2 separate regions of the Homo sapiens genome follow, and region 2 is linked to region 1. A link is an interaction called in ENCODE POLR2A ChIA-PET data of the cell type or tissue named here. Cell type or tissue: MCF 10A. All regions are shown on one strand. Each heading gives the region's core, and the rest is flanking DNA. Links, peaks and the distances in the headings are about the cores only. Region 1 overlaps LOC105372190 (a long non-coding RNA gene). Region 2 overlaps LOC105372190 (a long non-coding RNA gene).

Region 1 (8,745 bases), core at 1,819-6,818:
CCCGAGTTGCCTTGCCCCTTCCATCATATGAGGACAGAGCCAGAAAGTGCTGTCTGTGAAGAATGAGCCCTCACCAAGCAGAGAATCGGCTGGCTTCTTGATCTTAGACTTCTCAGCCTCTAGAATGATGATAAGTCAATTGTTTACAAGCCACCCTGCCCATGGAGTTTTTTTTGTTTTTGTTTTTGTTTTTTGTTTTGTTTTGTTTTGTTTTTGAGACCGAGTCTCCCTTTGTTGCCCAGGCTGGAGTGCAGTGGCGTGATCTCGGTTCACTGCAAGCTCCGCCTCCCAGGTTCACGCCATTCTCCTTTCTCAGCCTCCTGAGTAGCTGGGACTACAGGTACCTGCCACCATGCTAGGCTAATTTTTTGAATTTTTAGTAGAGCTAGGGTTTCACTGTGTTAGCCAGGATGGTCTCCATCTCCTGACCTCTCCATCCACCCATCTCAGCCTCCCAAAGTGCTGGGATTACAGGGGTGAGCCACCGCACACGGCCCTGCCCATGGAATTTCTGTTACAGCAGCCTGAACAGACTGAGACATTCATTCCTCTTCTCATCTGCTCTGTGGCCTGAGGCAGGCTTTACTGTCTACATCACCAAGGAACCCTTACCGTCTGGTTTCCAGTTGAGTTTGGCCAATGAGAGATAGCAGAAATACATGAGAAGGTAAAAGGAGAAAGAGGTCAGGGTATTTGCTCTTCTCCCTTCCTTGCTTTCTGAGGCCACAGGCCATTTGGATCTCAACTATAGCTCTCTCTAGGTTCTGCACAAATAACACATTTCTACAGTTTCTTGTTTCTGGATTCTTTACTGTTTCTTCTCTGTTCCCTTAACTCTTTTCACAATGCTATAAGTAGTCTTATGCTTCATTCATTGCTCCTCTGGGTTAGCCATGTTCTTCTTTCTTTATAAATGACTGATGCAGAATTTGTTACCAAGAGTAGTCCTAGGAAACTGACTTCCTAAGTGGGATTCTGGGATTGTGTTGCTCATATATTTGATGAGCTCACACAGTAATATCAAGACTGCTGAAGTTTCTCTGGGTAGTGACATGAGATGGAGGGAAGAATGAAACACTCAGAGGTCAATATCCTGTGATATTTATTCACTTCATGGGTGTGTTAGTTACTCATCACTGCATAACAAATAACTGCCAAAACTTAGTGGCTTCAAGTAATAAACACTAATTATCTTACAGTTTCTATAGGGTAGGGAGTCAGGAGTGTCTTACCTGGTATTTTAGGTATTTCTGACTTACAGACTTCAATGAGGTTACAGTTGAAATGTCTGCTGGGGCTGCAGCCATCTGTCAGTTTAACTGAGGCTAAGAAATCTGCTTCGAAGATGTCCCACCTTTGTAAGTTTCTTGCTGGCTGTTGGCAAGAGGACTCAGCTCCTTACCATGTAGGCTTCTTCATAGGGGCTGGCTAAGTATTGACATGAAACTGGTTTCTCCTTGCATGTCGAGGGTAAGTGGGAAGCCACATGCTTTTTGTGGAAGTATATGATATAGAAGTCACAAACCATTGCCTCCAGCTGATTCTGAACATTAGAAGTAAGTAGCTAAGTTTAACCTACACTCAACCGGGGAGGGGTAGAGTGGGATTATGTTTTACCTTTTAAAGAGGCTAAGAATTTGTGGACATATTTTAAACCATTACAGGTGGCAATAGTGACCATAAAGTTTATGGAATGTCTGACTGTTTTTTATTGTCCTTGAAATACTACACATTTTATTGTCTGTGAAATACTACATGGTACAAAAAATTTCAATGTTCATTGCACAAATGTAGACAAACTGACCACCTTGAATGCTTGTCTCAATGCATCATGAAGAATCTGAAAGCCTCTACAATGACTTTAACAGGAGGTCTTATTTCCTGTAATTAAGGGCCAACCTGGCTGAGGATTAAATCTGTGGACTGCTTTTAAGTGTCACAAGGTTACAAGGCCAAAACAAGTGCTCAGTCCTATCATATTTTCTGTGCTAAAGTAAGGGCACTGGTTATGAAGCAGTGGGATCTGAGATGTGAGATGAGAACGTTTGAAGATAAAGGGATGAGTCTGAGACATTGAACCTCCAGTCCTCAAATCTTCCTTGTTTTTACTTAGGAAACTGTAAGAATCTTCTTTTGCATAAAAATGTTTTAATGCCTCTTCCCATAGAGGTGCTTCCTTAAGAGATGCTAATTCTTCTCAGGACCTATCCCCACTAGAGCTCATTGCCTCCTAGTGCATAAAGATAACTAAATCTTAGCATAGCTGAGAGAGAGAAGGGGAAGACCTGCTCAGGAGGAGAAAACTATTAAACTAAAGGAGTTTTGCCAATTTTAATTCTTAGGTATCTAGGAAACATATGGCAGAAGATATTATAAGAGTACTAGACAAAGGAAAACAAAATACAAGATTGGATGAAGATGAATTTATTAAAATAGATGAACTCACTCAGGATTTGGAATTTAATAAATTTGTCTCAAGCACTGGCCATAAAAAATATGTATGCTTTATGGGTTCTCTTGCCATCCCACTAAAGGGAATTAGAGAACATACACCTAGGGCTTAGAATAAAGCCTTTATTTCTGCTGACAATTCTCTTACACTTTCAAGGCAACATTTGCTTTGCTACTGAGCCCTGGTAGAGACTGACTTTCTAACAATGGACCCACAAGTGATTATATAACATGAGCTCCTTGTCAAGAACTAGACTACCAATCAAAAACTGAACTAAACATCCATGAAATCATAAATGTAGATGTAATAGCAACATTTTTAAATAAATGAAAATGATGTATAGAAAACTGGCCTGAGAAGGGAAGGTAGATATAAGCATATTGCATGAGCAGGTAGCTCAGAATCCCAATTCTGCTATTTCATCACCTCTGCAGCCTACGCTCTGGTCTCATGGGGAGTTTCCATTGACAAATTAAGAGAGCAAGAAAAAGCGCAGACATGGCTTACAAATAGGTCTACAAGATATGCTGGCACCAACCAGCTGTGGATGGCTACTACATTAGAGTGAAACTCAAGGCTGGCCATGAAATACTTTTGTGTAGAGAAGAGTAGGCATAACGTGAGGTAATTTATCTGATTGTCCACTTTGCATGACAGGTGAGGTAGAACTCTGATTTTAAACATTGATGATAGGTGGGGTGAATGGTCAGAAATTTGGAAGTAACAGAATGCAAGGCTAAGGGAATATTGGAAGAACAAAGAGGAAGTGGTGTGTTTATGAACTTCTTGTGCTAAGTCATCCATGTACTGTGCAAATGCCCCCCAGAGAATGCTCTTATTAGGTGGAGATCACCCATCCAGTGGGTATTATCCAGCCTCTTCCTCTCCTGTCTGCTCCGTGCTCTCTACCACTTGCTCAATGAGCCTTTGTCCAAAAGGGCCATGGCAACAGGAATGGAGGCTATGCATGGGCTCAACAATTAGGATTTCACATTGCCAAGGCTAATCTGGCTACTACTGTTGCTAATTACTCACACTGCCAACAACAAAGACAAAAGCTAAATTCTCAGGATGGACCCACAAGAACCAACTGGTTAGGATTATTACACTGAACTACTTCCACTGTGTGGGGGGTGGCTAATGATTCATCCTCACGAGAATAGATGTATGTCCCACATTTATATTTGCCTTCCTTCCTACATTGCTTCTACCAGCAGCACAATTTGTGGACTTACTAAATGTTTTATTCATCACGACAATGTCCCAAGCAATGTAAGCTCTGATTAAGGAGTTCTTTGCAGGGTGAAAGAAGTGTAGTAATTGGTGAAAGCCCATAAAATCTGTATGCTCCATCACTTTTAAGCAATTGATATGATCTTGAAATAATCTTCTGAAGGCTTATTTACGGCACCAGCTGGGAGGCATTAGACTGAAGGATTGGGGTCCTATAGGACGTGGTATATTTCTTAACTTCCAGCAACCAAAATGATGTCTTCTCTCCACAGCCACAATACACAGATCTTATTATTAAGATGTGGAAATGTTAGTGCTTTCTTTTATTGTTGCATGGAGAAGTGAGGGTTAACTAGCCCAAGATTAATTCCATGGAGGCTGGCCACAGAGAAAAAAAGCAGTACCCCTTCAAAGCTCTGAGGAAACTAGCTAAATGCCTAGGCAATAAATCCTATTGGAATCCATTTCCCCTTCCATCATACCAGAGAAGAGCTATTCTACCCCCAAGTCCCAACCTTGAATATTCTGGTAGTGAATCATGCTACTAGCAAACCACACGATACATCTATAGCCAGGAGGCTTGTTTCCCCAGCTACCTATTTGTGCCAGGGATAAGGCTGGTTCATCACCAGATATGAATGCTGAGCTGGCAGGATAGAGCTGGAACTACAATTCCACCACATCCTCATGCTATTATAGTCCAGCCCTTGATTATACCAGGAATGAAGCCAGTGTTTCCTATCATGCAGTTTGCTCCAACAGCCCAAATTTTAGCATCTTTCTCCCAAAGTCTAATGTCTAGTCCTGTTAAATCTCTGTACACTACCCTGGAATGCAAGATGCAATGGAGTATCCACATAATTACTACTGCTTCTCTGTATATAAATTTTCTCCAAAACACTCAGCGCTAGAAGGTTTGGCTAAACTCAACCATACATCAGAGGGCAAGGGAGCTTGAGAAATGTCTTCTGTAAAGTGCATCCTTGCAAAACACAAAGGAGGACAGAGAAGGAATGTGAAGGGGCTTATTTATAACAATCAACATAATTTCCCCCTTCAACTTCAGCATCCATTCTTGATTTGTATTTGGATGAAAATAAATTGCACATACACAACATAGATGATGCTCATATTCCTATCAGCCCACTCATCACTGTGGGGAGAAGTCTTTTCAGCCAACCCAAAGAGAAGCTAAATTGAAACGTTAGCTACCATCAATGCTTCTCCTAGAAAGGAAAGAAAAAGAAATTAGTAACAAATAATTCATAGCAAACATAATTGCCATAGTTCATGCATTGAAGCTGGCCACAGGGCTACATTAATAATCACTGATTCCTTCTCCCCTTGGCACTTGCAATATAAATATTGTAAAAGTTATGCAATATCCATTGCATAACCTACATATGAAACTTTTGCTGCCGAACCAAGAAACAGACAAGGTAGTCTCTTTCCTGGTGAAGAAATTAATCCTGGTTGTCAAGAGGAAAGAGAGTTGCTGCTAAACAGACTGGGGTGGAGGCAGGCATGGAAGAGTATATCTGAAAGCTAGGGGTTTCACTGAGATATTTCTTGATATTCTTATTTTAAATAACAATGATTAATAAGAAACTCTGATGAAGTAATAAAGAGAGTAGACTTTAAGGATTTGGAAACTGGGAATGAAGGTTTGACTCATCACCAGGTAAAATCTTTGACTAGCTGTGGTACTGGCAGAAAGTCAGGGAATATATAATGAATGAGGGAGAAGAAATCTGTGATTATTAACAGTTCTATGGCCAGCTATAATGCAGGGACCATAGCAGTTATATTTCATATGAATTATTTGTCATTCATTTCCCTTTCCTTCCTTTCTAGGAGAAGCAATGGTGGTGGCTAACATTTTGACTTAGTGTCTAGATTGGGCTGACCGAAACAACCTCACCTCACAGTGATGGGGTGTCTGATAGGAACACGAGTATTGTCTATGTTAGGTACGTGCAATTTTGCATCTGAACAAAAGTCAAGAGTGGATGCTGAGGTTGAACGGGGGTCAGAAATTATGCTGGTTATTCTACAAACACCCCTTCACTTTCCTTCTCTGTGCTTCTTTTCCTGTCTTTGTGCTTTGAGAGGATGCACTTTAGAGCAGACATTTCTCAAGCTCTCCTACCCTCTGATTTCTAGTCAAATCTAGCTCTCACTAGAGTCACTGGCAGGAAACAAGAGTTGGGATAAGAAGAACACTATGAATTTAATTTCCTTCCTTTCTTTCCTGCTGGGCTTTTTAATTTTATTTTATGCATTTTTGAGACAGAGTCTGGCTCTCTCACCCAGGCTGGAGTGCAGTGGCATGATCTCAGCTCACTGCAACTTCCACCTTCTGAGTTCAAGTGATTCTCGTCCCTCAGCCTCCCGAGTAGCTGGGACTACAGTCATGTGCCACCACGCCTGGCTAATTATTGTATTTTTAGTAGAGATGGGGTTTTGCCATGTTGGCCAGGAAGGTCTCAAACTCCTGGCCTCAAGTGATCCACCCGCCTCGGCCTCACAAAGTGCTGGATTACAGGCATGAGCCACTGCGCCCAGCCCTGGGTTTTATTGGAATGGCAGATTCATTCCTCTACATAAAGGCAGAGCTTCTTAATAGCAGTCCCTGTCCCATGGCTGCAGCTCTAGTTGGGTCTTTCCTTTGTCCATTCACATCTAGGGGTGGCCATTGGCCTCCTGCTGTTATATTCCCTGGGTTCTTTGCCATTCATTATTGGTTCCCTTAACCCCACCCACACCTCTGTAAATAGATCTTTCATTAAAAATGTCTCCATTATTTCTTTGAATGTGTCAACTATTTTCTGCTTGACTTCCATCAATATATGCTACCTGACATTGACACGAATTAATTCTAATAGGAAAAGTTTACAAAGTGAAATTCAAATTCTTTGACACTCCTTTTATTGAGAGGTAGAATTTATTTCTCCTCTTCTTTAACCTTGGCTGAATTATAACTGCTTTGACCAATAGAGAATTGTAGACATGATACTATGCAACTTCAGAAACTAGATGAGAAAGAAGTAATCCTTTTGGGCACTTGCTTTCTGGATATCCCCTGTCCAAACATTTCTTTTCAGAACTCAGCTGCCATATTGTGAGACGCTCAAGCTACCTGAAGAGGTTATTTACAGGTGATCTAGTGACAGTATCAGCTGAGATGACCTTGGCATCCTTCCAGCCCAGGCACCAGGGACTGTGTAATGTAGGAGAACAATTCATTTTGTATCTGTTACTTTTGTGCACATTGTACTCTCCAGTCACATTATACTTTTTGGTATTTCTTGGATGTGTATTGTTCTTTCTCATTTTGAATAAATATTGTCATCTTTCTGCCAATGTATTTTCCCAAGAAGCTCCTTCTTCCCACCTACCAGCATGACACCACTTTATTCTTCAGATCTGAGTTGAAAATTATTTTCCCAAGGTTGCTTTTGTTGACACTTAGGGCAAGCTTTTGTATGAATAAATATATCGATAAATAAGTGAAATCAGTAAATAATAAACAAATATGCCCATAATTAATGGAAATTTTCAATGAGTAGATGAGCATAGAAAGGTCAGGCAAATATAATCAAATGGGACTTGAGACGTAAACTTAATACTCATTATTATTTGGACGATAAAAGATTAGATTGGACAGAAGCTTATGTAAAGTAAAGGAAAAAGTAGGCTGAAGACAGAAGATAAAAGATTAGATTGGGCAGAAGCTTATATAAAGTGAGGAAAAAAGTAGGCTGATGACAGAACCTACCTGGTGAAATGCCATCATCATCTACCTTGGTTAAAAGAAGAACGACCCATGGAGAAAAACAATCAGAACTTCAGGACAGAAGTATCAAAGCAGAGTGACACAGAAATAAAAAGAGAAGAACATGTAGAGAAGGAAGAGGAAATTAACAATGTTAATACTGTTCCAGGGAAGTCCATTAATTGTGGCAATGAATGATTTTTAAATTTGGAAATTTTTCATCTGTTTTTGAAATTTTTATCACTTTGAAAATAAAGGTGGTATATATTTAAGGTATACCTCATAATGTTTTGAAGTACATATACATAGAGACAAAATTACTGCAAAAGCAAATTAACATACACATCTCCTCACATAGTTACTTTTTAAGGGGTGAGAATGCTGGAAATCTTCTTTCTTAGCAAATTTCCAGCAAAATCCCTCTATGTTCAATACACATTACAATATAATTAACTGTAGTCCTCATGTTGTACATTAGATCTCTATCCTAAAGCAACTTTGTACCTGCCCCATTCCCCCAACATTTCAACTCCTGGTAACCATCCTTCTATTTCCTGCTTCTATGTATTTGACTCTTAGATTCCACGTAAAAGTCATACCATTCAGTATTTTGTTTTCTGTTTTTATCTTATTGCACTTGACATAATGTCCTCCAGGGTCATCCATGTTGTAAATGTCAACATGGATAAATAGTATTTTAAAGACCAAATAGTATTTCGTTGTGTGTATCTATACATATCTCATATAAACTGCCTTCTAATTCTCCCAAAGCCAGGACACTTCTCTCCAGTTTCCCTGCACTATCTAGTGCATACATCATCATCTTTCCTAGGCTAAGGCCTCAGTACTGGTTTTCCCAACTCCAGTCTTGTTTTCTTCTCATTTATTCTCTGCAAGACACCAGCCATAGTGATTTTTCTCTAGATCAAAAATTATGTGTTTTAAAATCAACTGTGCTGTTAGTTGCACAACTCTGAATATATTAAAAATCATTGTACACTTTTATTGGGTGAATTGTATAGTATGTCAATTGTATTTCAATAAAGATATTACAAAAATAAGTAGTGTGGCATTTGCCAGATAATCTTGTGATAATTTTGAATGGGGTGGGGAGGAGTGAAGACTGTTTTTGGCATGAGAAGTGGAGAACAGAATGTAAGCTCCATGAACCCAAGAGTTTTTGCCTGGTTTTACAGTGTTATAGACACTCTACCGTGTTTAAAAACAGTTGCTGGCACAGAGAAGGTGCTCGGTAAATATTTGATGAATGAATAAATGAAATAAT
Region 2 (8,745 bases), core at 1,362-6,361, 54 kb before region 1:
TGAGAACTGGCCTTTATTTTCATTCATGTTGTTTTGTCAGTAACGCAAAAATGATTTAACTTTGAACTTATTTCAATTTGTCAGATTTTTTTTTTCTTTTAGCCAACTTTATCAAATTCCAAAATTCCTTCTTCAGCCCCAGGTCATGAACTTTTGCTAACTTCTGCTTCCCTTAGTAATTAAAATTTTTCTTATAGGGAACATTGGGTTTATATTTACACCACCTGGCAAATTGACACCTGTATAATTCATAGGCACTAAAAAGGACAGACGCCCTCAAAACTGCCTGGCTTGTCTAGCTGTCTCTGGTTGGTTTGCTCTCTCACTCTCTGAAATAGTCATTTCAACTGTTAAAAACTTTCTAACCTCTAACCTTCCCTCCTCCACCTTGAATCTCAGTAGATCACTGCTCTTGTTACTTAACATGAAAAAAGAACTTATTAGATAGAAGTTCTGTCAAATTTCCTGCATGTATAAATAAATCTAAATATTTGGCACCCATCTTCTCCCCATCTATTGTGCTGCTTCTATTGGTAAACAATGGAAAACAATACCTCCTCTAGGAATAACTCTATTCATGCTTTCTTAATAAACTTACTCTACTGATTATTTTTACTTTCTATTTTCAGCTTTTCTCTCCCTATTTAGTCTTCCCATCCCTATAGAAATGTGATTTAGTTTCTCCTATGTTAAAAATGAAATGAAACAAGAATAATTCTATTGGGAGATTATAAGGATCACACTATCTAGTTTCATCTAATCAGAGTCCAACCTTTTTAAAGAAATACTCTTATGTAACAGTTCGTGGTCTCACTTCCATCTCCTCTGGCTCTGCACCTCTACTCAACTGAATCTGCTGCTTCCATGGGCCCAAATAACACCTGGTTCCACAAAGTCAGTGGGTGACTTTCTGACTTGGCTTTTTCATCATCTTCAGCACAGCTGAACGCTCTCCTCCTTTTGACACTGTATTCCCTCTGCCTCCCCTTCTCCTCCACCTCTCTCTCTCTCTCTCTCTCTCTCTCTCAGCTGGGCATTCCTTATTCTCCATTGACATCAGGTTTGACTCTGATTAGATAAAGCTAGATAGTGTGATCTTTATAATGTCCAGGGAGAGTTATTAATGTCTCGCTTTTATTTATTTATTTATTTATTTATTTATTTATTTATTTATTTATTTGAAACGGAGTCTTGCTCTGTGGCCCAGGCTGGAGTGCAGTGGCTCGATCTCAGCTCACTGCAAGCTCTGCCTCCCAGATTCACGCCATTCTCCTGCCTCAGCCTCCCGAGCAGCTGGGACTACAGGCGCCCGCCACCACGCCCAGCTATTTTTTTTTGTATTTTTAGTAGAGACGGGGTTTCACCGTGTTAGCCAGGATGGTCTGGATCTCCTGACCTCGTGATCCGCCCGCCTCAGCCTCCCAAAGTGCCGGGATTACAGGCGTGAGCCACCGCGCCCGGCCCTCACTTTTATTTTTTTATTTTTATTTTTTATTTTACTTTAAGTTCTCAGAAACATATGCAAAACATGCAGGTTTGTTACACAGGTAAACATGTGCCATGGTAGTTTGCTGTACCTATCAACCCGTCATTTAGGTTTTAAACCTCGCATGCATTAGGTATTTGTCCTAATGCTCTCCCTCCCTTTGCCTTTCACCGCCCAACAGGCCCTGGTGTGTGATTTTTCCCTCCCTGTGTCCATGTGTTCTCGTTGTTCAGCTCCCACTTATGAGCGAGAACATGCAGTGTTTGGTTTTCTGTTCCTGTGTTAGTTTGCTGAGAATGATGGGTTCCAGCTTCATCCATGTCCTTGCAAAGGGCATGAATTCCTTCTTTTTTATGGCTGCACAGTATTCCATGGTGTTATGTGCCACATTTTCTTTATCCAGTCTATCATTGATGGGCATTTGGGTTGGTTCCAAGTCTTTGCTATTGTAAATAGTGCTGCAATAAACATACGTGTGCATGTGTCTTATGGTAGAATGTCCTTCTCAGTCAGTTCTTTGAACATTGGTGTTCCAGTTTCGGTTCCAAGCCACCTTTTCTTATATGACTCTTTTCCTAAGCAAACTCATACACACCTGTAACCACAATGACTAATACCCAGAGTGTTGCGACTTTGTGTCTCCTGCTGAGATTTTGATTCTGAGCTCTGGGTCGGTATTTCCAATGCATGTCTAATGACGCCCTTAGAAGCATCTCCCTCTCAGCATCTGGAAACTGAACCCATGCTTTTTCCCTCACACAGGGAAGGCCCTCCAGAGATCTCCCCACATACTTCTCTAGCTCCTTTCTTCATCACCTCATCACATTGTCTTATTAGTTAAAAAGAGTCTCCCCAGATTCATTCATATATAGTAATTATTACTGTAATTGGGAAATATCTATACAAATGGAAATTGATTTTTTTTCTGTTAAAACAGGAACATATTGATATCTTTATGCTTTACTGGGATGATAGAGATTCCATTTTATTTCAATTAAATGTGATTTATGTCATTCAGGAAATGATGCATTGCACCTAGCTAACATTAATCATAAAGGACTATGTTCTTATCTTTGGAATTCACAAATGAGACACATCTTATTTTCTGAATTGATTTCTTCCATTAGTCACCTAATATAGCCAGGAGCTACATTAATTTCACCTCTACCTCTGAGGAGAATGACAAAAAAAAAAAAAAAAGTGCCAGCCTGGGGCTTTTGTACATGACACCTTAGAAAATTCCTGAAGGTCAAAATCCATTTCTTTGCTTCCAAATAATTGAGGGTGGATAAAAGCAAACTCCTGCCAGTTAACCAGTGAGAAAATCAAGATGTTCAAAAAACGTGCACACTAATAGACTTCCAAAGTGGTTGAGGATGGAAGAAAAGACAGTAAGAAGAAAAACAAAATTGAAATTTACTACACGCTACTTCTAATTGAATGTGGATTGATTAAGTTGTAATGAAAATAAAACTGCATTGGGGGCATCATCATATCTGAATTTGAGTCCCAGCTTTGTCATTAAAACCACAGCTCTGCTAAATCATCTGGCAATGCCGTGCCTCAGTTTCTCCAACTGTGAAGTGATGATCAAATGCCTCACTGACAATTCACATATGTGAAAGTATTCTGAATGTGTCATAAAACTGCAGGCTCATATTCTTTATAAAGGTCCACAAATTTCCAGGCCATCAAATAATCTGATTGAGCTTTACTCTAGCTTTTGTTTTTAAAACTTCTAGATCTGAGAAACCCTCTCTCCGGGTACCCTGATGGAATCCACAGAGTGATCCAAACCCCCCTGAATTCCTGGTGTACTGGCAGTGTTAGCCAAGGCAAACAAACAAACGCGCAAAGCCAGCCCGGGCCTTCTGTAATTGCCTTGTGGGATTGTGTAACAGGATTTTCTTCCAAGGCATCCATTTATTTTCCTTTGGCATTCTACCTTCACATTTTTGTTCCTATAGTTTCACTTAATACAAAGATCTGCTACGCGATACTTAGAAAAAAGGTGTTTATTTTTTCCTTGTTGAATATTTTCTATAAAAATTATACAGGACAAAATTCATGTTAATTAAATAAACTTTAAAGACATAACAATGGGGTTTTAGCCCCTCTGTGTGTTTCACTGAGACAGTTTCATGTTATTGGTTCTACTCTTTTTGTCACAATTCCTCAACCTTTCCCTTTCTCCATCCCCTCCTATCCTCCTTCCCTGAGGTGGAGGTGGTCCAGGCAGGCCCTGCCATCCCCTCTCTGGTGAGAAGGGCCGGGCTCTCTCGGAGGCTCTGGTAGCTGATGATGCGATGATTTCCTCAGCAGCCTCTGTTCTCCAGGTGCCGCCTTGAGTTACCTTATCTCAACCTGCCATTTTTTGTATGTGGCAGCTTTCAATTGGTGAAGAATCCTGAAAAACAGTTCCTAGAATATGAAACTTCCCTAGAAGATAGACAGTAATATTACAAGACCAGAACAGTCCAACCTTTCAGCAATTCTCTTTGATGGATCTATCTTCATCAATCAATTTATAAATCCATTTAATAAGGAGAATAATTATACATTTTGCTCACCGGCTCATACATTTTTCTGCTTCATAAACAAATACTTCAAGCTGCTAAACATGAGTAGTTTGTGTCTGTGTTTTTGCTGCCGAAATTAAATATTTATATTTTAGCATTATTTGGTCACCTAATAAAATTATAGCCTGTTTATTATCTAATTATTTGGTGGAAAATAGATCTTTAGTGTTCCACAGACATTTCAAATATATGCTACATAATTAAAAAACAACCATCCAAACATATGCTGCATGATCTTTCAGAAGACAGTCATCCAAATGCATGCTACACGATCCTTTTAAACACAAATGCCTAATACATACATACAATTGTTCAAGCTTACTTTTAAGAAATAAGAATTAAATGTAACAGATACATTTTGTCCACAAAATGGTGCAGATTAATAAGAATACAATAATAATGTCAAGAACGATGTGGGGAAATGGGAATCTTTTGTACTGCTAGTAGGCATCTAAGTTTGCACAAACTTTGTGAAAGCAATTTGTCAATATTTATCAAACACCTATACCCCTTGACTCAGCAATTCTGCTTTTAGGAAACTATCCCAAGGAAATAATTGAAGATGTTTATACAACAAAGCAGCTACAAGGAGAGCACTGCAATCTTTTTATGTTAGGCAAAAATGAAAATGATCAAACAGATGACTGGTTAAAGAAGCATGGCACAGTTGTACAATATGCCCATGAAAATGTGGGGATAGAAATACATTTTCTGACTTGGCAGGATATTCACGATACACTATTAAATACAAAGATAAGACATAAAACAGCCCAGGCAGCATTTTTGTATTTTTATATACAGAAGTGGTTTTCTCTGGGAGGGTGGATGACGGGTGACTTTTTTCTTACCTTGTTTTTATTTACATACCTGTAAATAAATTGTTTTTAAACAATAAAAACATGATTGTTTTGTAGTTAATTGGTAGTAAAATATATGTCTTTACTACACTGAAATAACATTTTTCTATGTTCCATAATGGAAAAACTCATCCATCTCTCTCTCTTCCTGATTTCTTTTCAAAGGGCAGTTCAGCGGCAGAGCTGGCTAGTGGCAGAAGTTCATGTCCTTGCAATTTGTCCATTATTTTATCAGGAATTTTATATTTTATTCTATCATTATTTTACAGGAATACAGTTCATTGATTACCTCATTTTCTTAATGTATGCAGAAATTGAGAAAGAAAAAGGAAGAGATGAGAATAGACCATGTATAATATTCAAAACAGGGAAAATCAGAGATTTGTCTAATATCCAAAGTTTTTCTTTATATGCACTGAGGAAAATGCTAAAATACCAAATACTTTCCTAAGTTGAATTTGTCTTAACAGTATACATACATAATAATCACCCATTCAATGAGCAGAAAAATCTTATGAAGATAAACGTCTAAGCAAGGTCATTGCATTTTTTTTCTCACTCAGTAGCTTCAAATGTTGAAATAGGTATTTGTGTTAGAAAGCTTTACCCTTTCACTGTATTTAAATTTCATTAAATTATGTAAAATCATTTATAGTCTTTGGCATTAAACTTGCTGAATCATTTTTTGGCTTATTTTGGGCAGTGTGTGAGGTTTTTCTTTAACCAGCCTGTCTTAGTAACATTGTTGAGGGAGTTCTTTCAGGTAATTTAGTTTCTTAATAAATTATAGAAGTTCCCTCCTCACAAATAAGTATAAGTGACATTTATTTTGATCATTTTTTATCTCTGATATCAGAGATAGTCTATTTTTCTGCTTATATCTATGAGATATTTCTAGAACGTTGAATGAACCACTTTATTTATTTATTTATTTATTTATTTATTTATTTATTTATTTATTTTGAGACAGGGTCTCTCTCTGTTGCCCAGGCTGAAGTGCAGTGGCCTGATCACAGCTCACTGCAACCTGAAACCCCTGGGCTCAAGCAATCCTTCTGCCTCAGCCCTCTGAGTAGCTGAGACTGATATTTATTTTTGAATTTTTTGTAGAGAGAGAGTCTTGCTATTTGCCCAGTTTGGTCTCTAACTCATGGCCTCAAATGATCCTCCTTCCTTGGCCTCCCAAAGCATTGGGATTACAGATGTGAGCCACACATCTGGCTTGAACCACATTCTTAATTATTCACTATGTTCTTTGAATTAATTTCCAAAAATAGTTATATAATTCTTTAAGAACTCATCAGAACATTTTAACAAAGTTAAATTTCCCAAATTCAAGGAACCTTTACTTCTACAAAGTAAATTGCAAATAGAAAGAATGGTTATTGCAATTGTAAAAATAAAATAGATTCAGCATGTCTAGGACATGCAAAATGTAAAACCTAACACCATGAAAACCCTAGAAGAAAACCTAGGCAATACCATTTAGGACATAGGCACGGGCAAAGGCTTCATGACTAAAACACCAAAAGCAATGGCAACAAAAGCCAAAATAGACAAATGGGATGTAATTAAACTAAAGAACTTCTGCACAGCAAAAGAAACTATCATTAGAGTGAATAGGCAACCTATGGAATGGGAAAAAATATCTGCAATCTACCCATCTGACAAAGGGCTAATATCCAGAATCTACAAAGAACTTAAATTTACAAGAAAAAAAACAAACAACTCCATCAAAAAGTGGACAAAGAATATGAACAGACACTTCTCAAAAGAAGAAATTTATTCAGCCAACAGACACATGAAAAAAATGTTCACCGTCACTGGCCATCAGAGAAATGCAAATCAAAACCACAATGAGATACCATCTCACGCCAGTTAGAGTGGTGATCATTAAAAAGTCAGGAAACAACAGGTGCTGGAGAGGATGTGGAGAAATAGGAACACTTTTACACTGTTGGTTGGAGTGTCAATTATGTTCAACCATTGTGGAAGACAGTGTGGCGATTCCTCAGGGATCTAGAACTAGAAATACCATTTGACCCAGCGATCCCATTACTGGGTATATACCCAAAGGATCATAAATCATGCTACTATAAAGACACATGCACATGTGTGTTTACTGCGGCACTAATTACAATAGCAAAGACTTGGAACCAACCCAAATGTCCATCAGTGATGGACTGGATTAAGAAAATGTGGCACATATACACCATGGAATACTATGCAGCCCTAAAAAAGGATGAGTTCATGTCCCTTGCAGGAACATGGATGAAGCTGGAAACCATCATTCTAAGCCAACTATCACAAGGACAGAAAACCAAACACCACATGTTCTCACTCATAAGTGGGAGTTGAAGAATGTGAATACTTGGACACAGGGTGGGGAACATCACACACCGGGGCTTGTCGGGGGGGTTTGGGGACTGGGAGAGGGATAGCATTAGGAGAAATACCTAATGTAAATGATAAGTTGATAGGTGCAGCAAACAAACACGGCACAGGTATACCTATGTAACAAACCTGCACGTTGTGCACAGGCACCCTAGAACTTAAACTATATATATATATACACACACATATATATATATACACACACACACACACACACACATATATATATATATCAGAGTATGGATATACGATCACTTTAAATGAGGTGTCAGGTATTCTTCATTACAGCTGCATCAAACGCAGCTCTGATCCAAGGAAAACCAGCCAGTGCTCCATCCCCATAGGAAACCAGCTTGTGATCCCTTCCCAAACAAAGCTGCTTCTTTTCTGTACAGTGTAGCTTGAAATCTCCAGTTTCACAGTGCTCTAGATGAGCATAAAGTCCTATTGACCTTAAGTACAATAACTTACTGTCCTACAAATCTGTTGAAAAATGTGACCACCTAGGCCCTTAAATGCCAGTTGAGCTTTTCAGTCCCTTTCAGCTAAATGAGAAAGCCAAAAGCAAACTCTGTGATTCAAGGACAGTGGATGAATTTGTAAACCTCTCTAAGGAACTCAGTCATAAATCACCAAATGAATTATATATATAGATATATATAGATATTTCTTAATAAGCAGATATTGGTTTTTGTTCTCATTGTTTAAATTATAATGTTGAAAGTGATTTATTAGCCAAATTTAGTTATGTCTTAATGAAAATGACAGTTAATGCCTCATCAGCCTTAACTGAATTATCTACCTTCTAGATATGGTAAAGCAAAAGACTCCTGTGTCTAGAAAGAACAAGAAGCAAATAAATGATTCGGGATCCCACTGACAGGTCTGCTGTGAAACTCAAGCGTTCATAAGCCTCTGTAACATATTGTGCCTTAATTACGATGCCAGTTTAATTAATCCTACTCATAATTTATTGATTTGTTAAATTCACTTTCTTGACAGGGTATTAAGTAATCATTTTGAATCTATGGTACACAAATGCATACACACACAAAAACCTTCCTTTTTTCTTTTTCTTTTCTTTTTTTTTTTTTTTAAGATGGAGGCTCACTCTCACTCTGTCACCCAGGCTGGAGTGCAGTGGTGTGATCTCAGCTCACTGCAAGCTCCGCATCCTGGGTTCACACAATTCTCCTGCCTCAGCCTCCCAAGTAGCTGGGACTACAGGTGCCCGCCACCATGCCTGGCTAATTTTTTGTATTTTTTTTTTTTTTTTTTTAGTAGAGACGGGATTTCACCTTTTTAGCCATGGTGGTCTCGATCTCCTGACCTCGTGATCCGCCTGCCTCTGCCTCCCAAAGTGCTGGGATTACAGGCATGAGCCACCGCGCCCGGCCACTTTTTTCTTTTGCTGGGTTACCTGCACATA

The links. ChIA-PET counts read pairs that join two places held together with the same protein. Peaks named below come from ENCODE experiments on the same cell type or tissue, not always from the same donor. Only the 100,000 strongest peaks of a DNase experiment are listed, where the experiment ranks them.
Region 2: POLR2A ChIA-PET joins it to region 1 with 25 read pairs; 2 of 35 experiments call an interaction of 5 or more read pairs at or near these places.

The regions. Positions count from the first base shown.
Region 1 is chr18:73,610,504-73,619,248 of GRCh38, reverse strand. All of the region lies in intron 4 of LOC105372190 (a long non-coding RNA gene), which reads left to right. Among named protein-coding and RNA genes, the nearest start is that of LINC02582, 290 kb to the right of the region's middle. In MCF 10A, for the core only: no CTCF peak of the experiment used is centred there; DNase peaks (open chromatin) are centred at 4,258, 5,078 and 5,338.
Region 2 is chr18:73,664,083-73,672,827 of GRCh38, reverse strand. All of the region lies in intron 1 of LOC105372190 (a long non-coding RNA gene), which reads left to right. Among named protein-coding and RNA genes, the nearest start is that of LINC02582, 340 kb to the right of the region's middle. In MCF 10A, for the core only: no CTCF peak of the experiment used is centred there; DNase peaks (open chromatin) are centred at 2,087 and 3,337.